Linked DNA regions of Homo sapiens: region 2 is linked to region 1. Evidence: chromatin contacts called from ENCODE Hi-C or POLR2A ChIA-PET data. All regions are on one chromosome and are shown on one strand. The core of a region is the stretch at or near the end of the contact, and the rest is flanking DNA. Distances in the headings are between cores, read along the strand shown.

What was found. Hi-C counts contacts between places; a loop is a spot of excess contacts on that map. ChIA-PET counts read pairs that join two places held with the same protein, here RNA polymerase II (POLR2A). Pooled maps may share reads with other maps.
Region 2: a loop to region 1 is called in a map with no recorded cell type, with 6 times the contacts of the local background. The contact joins the enhancer-like site here to the promoter of TADA3 in region 1. A Hi-C loop is called at or near these places in 1 of 168 maps with a recorded cell type or tissue (naive thymus-derived CD4-positive, alpha-beta T cell), 1 of 37 single-sample maps with no recorded cell type and 9 of 50 pooled maps. POLR2A ChIA-PET finds 5 or more read pairs at or near these places in 4 of 52 experiments (AG04450, CD8-positive, alpha-beta T cell, activated B cell and 1 more).

The regions. Positions count from the first base shown.
Region 1 is chr3:9,791,072-9,793,860 of GRCh38, forward strand. TADA3 (transcriptional adaptor 3) reads right to left here and starts at 1,402. Exons shown (of 9, transcript NM_006354.5): 1 at 1,145-1,402; 2 at 189-422. The coding sequence starts at 395. ARPC4-TTLL3 (ARPC4-TTLL3 readthrough) reads left to right here and starts at 1,477. Exons shown (of 12, transcript NM_001198793.1): 1 at 1,477-2,053. The coding sequence starts at 2,051. ARPC4 (actin related protein 2/3 complex subunit 4) reads left to right here and starts at 2,011. Exons shown (of 6, transcript NM_005718.5): 1 at 2,011-2,053. The coding sequence starts at 2,051. RefSeq lists enhancers at 1-229, 1,334-1,860, 1,787-1,886, 1,861-2,387, 2,587-2,676 and silencers at 1,217-1,306, 1,367-1,656.
Region 2 is chr3:10,222,606-10,225,394 of GRCh38, forward strand. It overlaps IRAK2 (interleukin 1 receptor associated kinase 2), which reads left to right. Exons shown (of 13, transcript NM_001570.4): 9 at 31-226. Among named protein-coding and RNA genes, the nearest start is that of TATDN2, 24 kb to the right of the region's middle. RefSeq lists an enhancer at 2,699-2,789. Within about 2 kb of position 1,251, at least 12 of the 41 ENCODE cell types and tissues checked have a DNase peak (open chromatin) inside an H3K27ac peak, as active enhancers do.

The DNA of each region.
Region 1 (2,789 bases), core at 152-2,651:
CTTGCAATTTAAGAGGATCATGCATATTCTTGTGTATTTTTTGTGTCATGCAAACCCAGTTTGCGTCTCTCTCCCTCTCCCCACAAACCCCTGTACCCCAAGTCTCAGCATATGGGGCTAACTCAATGACCCATCCCATAACTTGTTGCAGTCCATCTCTGGTGCTGGCCCCTCTCTGGGGTTATCACCTGGGTTTCGGCCTCAAGCACACGCAGGCGCCGGCTGGCAGAAGACAGCAGGGTCTCCAGCTCCAGCTGCAGGGTGTCCAGCTCCTCGATGCCGATGCCATCATCCTCAGAGCGTGCCAGCACTGCCGTGTAGCGGGGACAGACCTTCAGGTGATCCACAGACTTGAAGTCGTGGAACTGCAAGGGGCAGTCTTTCAACTCACTCATGGCCCAGGATATGGGGATCCTGTGGAGCTGGAGAGGACAGGGCCATTGATGGGAGACAAAGTGGTCTGAGAAAAGCCCAAGGGCTTCTTACCTCCAGGGACAGCCTCAAGGAAGCCCAGCTTCAGTCCCTTACTGACAAAATTGATGGCACAGTTCCTACTCACAGGGCACTTAACTGGGTACCAAGCTAGGTGCAGAGCACTTTATCAGTTTATCTCACTGAATTTCTCACTCAGCACCATGAACAAGGACCATTGTGATCTCGTTTTTACAGAGAAAGAAACTGAGACTCTGTAAGGGTGGGTATGTGCCTATGCTTCCAAGATGCAATTTGAACCCCGCTAGTCTTGAGTCTGCACCCTGATCACCATGCTATACTGCTATGCCTTGCCTCGCCTTTCTGATGCTCTTTCCTTCCCTTCTATTTCTCTTGGGTTCTGCTAAGACTTTGAGTTCCAAGCACCCCATTCTTACCATGTTCTCTGGGACTCTTGGCCTCTTTTCTTACCCTATTCCACCTTTCTCCCTTCTCTAGTCACTAACAGTGGTTTAGAACGTGGGCTGGTAAGCCAGACAGACCTGGGTTCAAGCCCAGGCTTTACCATTCTCTACTTATATGCCCCTGAACATGTTATTTGACCTTTTTCAGTCTCAGTTTTTCCATCTGTAAAATGGGGACAAAAGAAGTCTCGGTCTGTTTCCCCATTAAAAGTCTGAATCTGAAAAATGGGGATAACAATAGTACCTACCTCCCTGGGATGTTCTGAGGATTAAGAGATGATGCCCGTCAAGAGCCCAGTTCAGTGTCTGGCACAGAAGTGGGACTGTTTAATGGCTGGCCCCGCCCGGGGGTCGCCCAAATGTCCCGCCTTCAGAGTCCTCGTTCTCTAGGGACACCCTAGTGCGACCCCCGCCCCCTCTACCTCCTCGCTGCGGCCTCCTACGGCCCCAGGGGCCGCGGGAGGGGGCGGGGAGTTCCGGTCGATGTGAGCAACCGCCCCGGAACTGGCTATGGGCGGGCCCCTTGCAGTTGACGCGGGGGCGGGGAGTCAGCGAGGGCGAGCCTACTGGAGTTTGCCGGGGGTGGGAAGAAGGTGGGCCTCGAGCAAAGCCGCTAGAGGTGGGGTGCGGGTGGTCGGCCTCAGGCGAGCCCCGGGGCACAGCCCGGGGCGGGAGGCGGAGCTTGGCGGCCGAGATCTCCGCGCTGCAGTTAGCCCCGCCGAGCGCCAGGAGCTGCGGGTAGGAGGGGCGAGAGAAAGGATGGGGGTACAGAACCGGAAGAAACGAAGGGCTCGTCCGCTTCGGCTTGTCCTAATTTGGTGCCCAATCTGAAGCTGGGCTGTACCATTGCATACCTGGGGGAGGCTGTGGCAAAGGTGACAAGAAGGCCGAAGGCACAAAGGGAAGCTGCACCCATTCCTGGAGGAGCTTAAATAGTGACTCGAGTGCAAGAATTTAAAAATACCGAGACAGCCCTAGGTGGAAAACTTCCGGAAGGCCCAAGCGTTCGTAAGGGCTCTCTACCCCGCTCGGAGCATAGATGGTACCGTCCGGAAGTCCGGGCGGAGACCGTAGCTGCGCTTCTCGCGAAAGGGCAGGCATCGCGGGGCTGGCCACTTCCGTACTTCCGCTTTCCGGCCCAGCCAGCGCCCGCGATGGTGAGAGAGCCGGGCCCCCGGCCAGGGACCCCCGGCTGTTCGGCCTCAGGGCAGTGGGTCGGTGGGAGATGTGGCTTTGCCGCAGGGGCGCGGGGCCGAGGGATGTCCGGGGGTTGTGGGGACACGATGAGGGTGGGAAAAAGAGACGGGGCGGGGGCCCGAGGTGAGGAAGGGGCGAGTGGGGGTACTCCCTGGTATGAAGTGGGCCTTGTGGCTTCACGGTCAGCCTTCGAAGCAGGTAGGGGCTTTTCCTGAGCCCTGTAGGAACCCGGAAGTGGGGTCTCCTAGGCTCTTTGGAGCATTTCGAGGGTACGTAGTCGGCCTCTTAGCCTCTGAGGCATGAAGCAAGTCCACCTGCCTATCCACAGTGGAACTTCACGACATACGCCCTTTGTCCTCTTCTGCCTTCCTGACCCTACAGTTGCTTAAGGCAGGCGGCCACACTTCCTTATCCCATTCTTGGTACCTCCAGCCCTGCTTCCACCCCATTGGAGGATCTCTCGTGTTGCTTCCATTCAGGCCCTTCCTGGTCAGAACTGAACTGTGTCAGCCTTAGTGTATGTTAGCTGTGATACTGCTCATCCCTCCCTTCCTGGAAGTCCTCCCTTTTTCATACATGTGGGCCTTTTTCATACATGTGGGCCTTTTTCATACGTGTGGGCATTCCTGGGAGTTGTGACTTTGGATGACCATCTCCCTCTTCGTCACACCTTCCCTGGTGATACCGATCTAGTCT
Region 2 (2,789 bases), core at 1-2,500, 430 kb after region 1:
AGAAGGTTCCCTCTCCTTTCATTTCCACAGCTCTAATGTCTTGCTGGACCAAAATCTCACCCCCAAACTTGCTCACCCAATGGCTCATCTGTGTCCTGTCAACAAAAGGTCAAAATACACCATGATGAAGACTCACCTGCTCCGGACGTCAGCCGCGTATCTGCCAGAGGATTTCATCCGGGTGGGGCAGCTGACAAAGCGAGTGGACATCTTCAGCTGTGGAATAGTAAGAGTGTCCTGCTCTGCGTAGAGTGGGGCCCACCTTGATTTGTCCTTCCCACGGCTCCTTTGTAATCACAGGATACGGTAGAGGCACACAGACAGGTTCCATCAAAGTACAACAGGGGCTGACAAACTGTGGCCCACAGGCCACTTTGGCCTGTGGCGTATTTTGTATGGTCTGTGAGCTAAGGGTAGTTTTACATTTATAAAGGATTATATTTTTAAACACAAAGAATATGTGATAGAGACTGAACATGCTCCCCAAAAGCTCACATATTTACTGTGTGGCGTGTTACAGAAGAAATTTGCCAGCCCTTGAAGGAAAACCACTCATGAGTGTCCAGGTTCTAGTAGGCTCCAGATATCCTCTCCTGACTTCCGTAATTCCCATCCAGCCATCCACTTGTCCATCCAGTTGTCTATTTGTCCTTATTTGTTCATCGCTGTCCGATCATCCATCTACCCTTTAGCTGCCCATCCATTCAGCGACCACTGACCCACCCAGCATCCCACCCTACCACCACCACCATCCTTGTCTGCCATTATGTCGTGCCAGGCACTAGGAATATGAATGTAACAAAAACACAGTCCCTCCCCTCAGGAGCTCATGGTCTGCATGTAGCAGTCTCCAAAGTATATTTCTGTAGAACTCCAGTTCCTTCGGACCTCTAGGATTGATGTGTTAAAAGGGTTTGTGCCCTGACAGGCTTGGAAATATTGCATTAGGCAAAGTCAAGCAGGTTTCTTTACCACAAGATTAATTCAAGCTGGTTGAATGGTAGTGAGCCTTTAATCTGGTACTTGTGAATTCACCAGAGAGGGGTATGCAGTGTTTCCCAAGCTCATTTGACTATGGAACCTTGTGTTCTCAGAATATCTGTCCTTGTCAGTGTTCCATGGAACCCAGTCTGGGAAATGCTGGCTGAGAAGAGTAACAGTCAGGTTGGCTTCAGCCAAGTGCATACAGCTGCCCCTTGGGCCTCACCCTCTTTTCTTCTCTAGCCTTGAACTCTGTACTTCCTCTCTCTGACCACAGTCTCCTGTCTGTCTACCTCTGCTACCAGAACCGTGGCCCTGAGTCACCTCTGCCCTCAGCCAGAACCCCAGATTCTGCACCTCCGTGTCTCCCAGCTGGTTCCTCTGCCTCCCTCAGCCCCACTGCAAGTTGTTCAGTGAAGCTCAGCAGGGCTAGTCCAGGCTCCTTCTCCTTTAAGAACCAGGGGGATGGGCAGGGAGTGGTGGCACATGCCTAAAATCTCAGTACTTTGGGAGGCCGATGTGGGCAGATCACCTGAGGTCAGGAGTTCAAGACCAACCTGGCCAACATGGTGAAACCCCGGCTCTACTAAAAATACAAAAATTAGCTGAGTGTGGTGGCATGTGCCTGTAATCGCAGCTACCTGGGAGGCTGAGTCAGGAGAATCACTTGAACCTGGGAGGCAGAGGTTGCAGTAAGCCGAGATCGCGCCATTGCACTCCAGCCTGGGCAACAGAGCAAGATTCTGTCTCAAAAAAAAAAAAAAAGAAAAAAAAGAACCAGGGGGATAGAACCCCTAGGCCCGGCTCAGTTACTTTCAGCTGTGTGACTTACACCTAGCACTTCTGTCTCTGGGCCTCAGTTAAGCCTTCTGTAAGATGGGGCTAACGATACACATGGAGATGAATGGGATAATGTATATAAGCAGGTGAGCATGGCACCCTGCACCCTGCACCTACCAAGAATATTATGATGACTGTGGTTATTGTTATTCCCACCTTTACACCCTCCTTCTGATATCTGTTTACTCTTGACCTTCTAACTGGTGTGTTAGCGTCACAGATGACTTCCTCATCCATCCATTCACCCTCCCACCTATCCATCTATTCATCCACCCATGCACCCACCCTCCCACCCACATACCCATCCATCCATCCATCCATCCATCCATCCATCCATCCATCCATCCATCCATCTACCACCCATCCATCCATTCATTCATTGAATGCCTCCTGGCTCCTGCCACCCTTTTGCTCAGCCCTGCCTCTGGTTGACTGATAACGCTTTTGAACTTTGATTCCTCCTGTGGGGATCACAGTGCATTGCTCAGTGTTTTTTGGTGAGTGCTCAGTGACCTCTATAAAGGACTTGGCTCAGAGCCTGCTCTGTGAAAGGGGCACAGGAAGTCTTTGTTTATTCATTTCCCCTTGTTCTGTCCCTTCCTGGCAGGGACCTGTCAGGAGTCCCTTTTCAATTGGCTCCTGTCCCACTTGCAGCAGTGATGCCCTCTGCTGCCCTTTTCTGGTCACTGCCAGTCTGTTATTAATCCTGGGTGGTTTAAAACCTTTATCCTTTCCTTCCTCCAGGCTTGGAGGGATTCTTGGCTATAAATGTGACCCTATTCTGACTTGCTTTGAGAGATGCTGTGGGAGAGAGGTTCCACACTAAGTGTGGGGTCTTCACACCTTTAATATTCACAACTGCTAGTCCCCATTTAACAGATGAGGACACTGAGGCTCAGGTTTTAGTTACTTGCCTAAAGATCACCTGAGCATATAAGGAACAGAGTCAGAATTTGAACTCAGGCCTG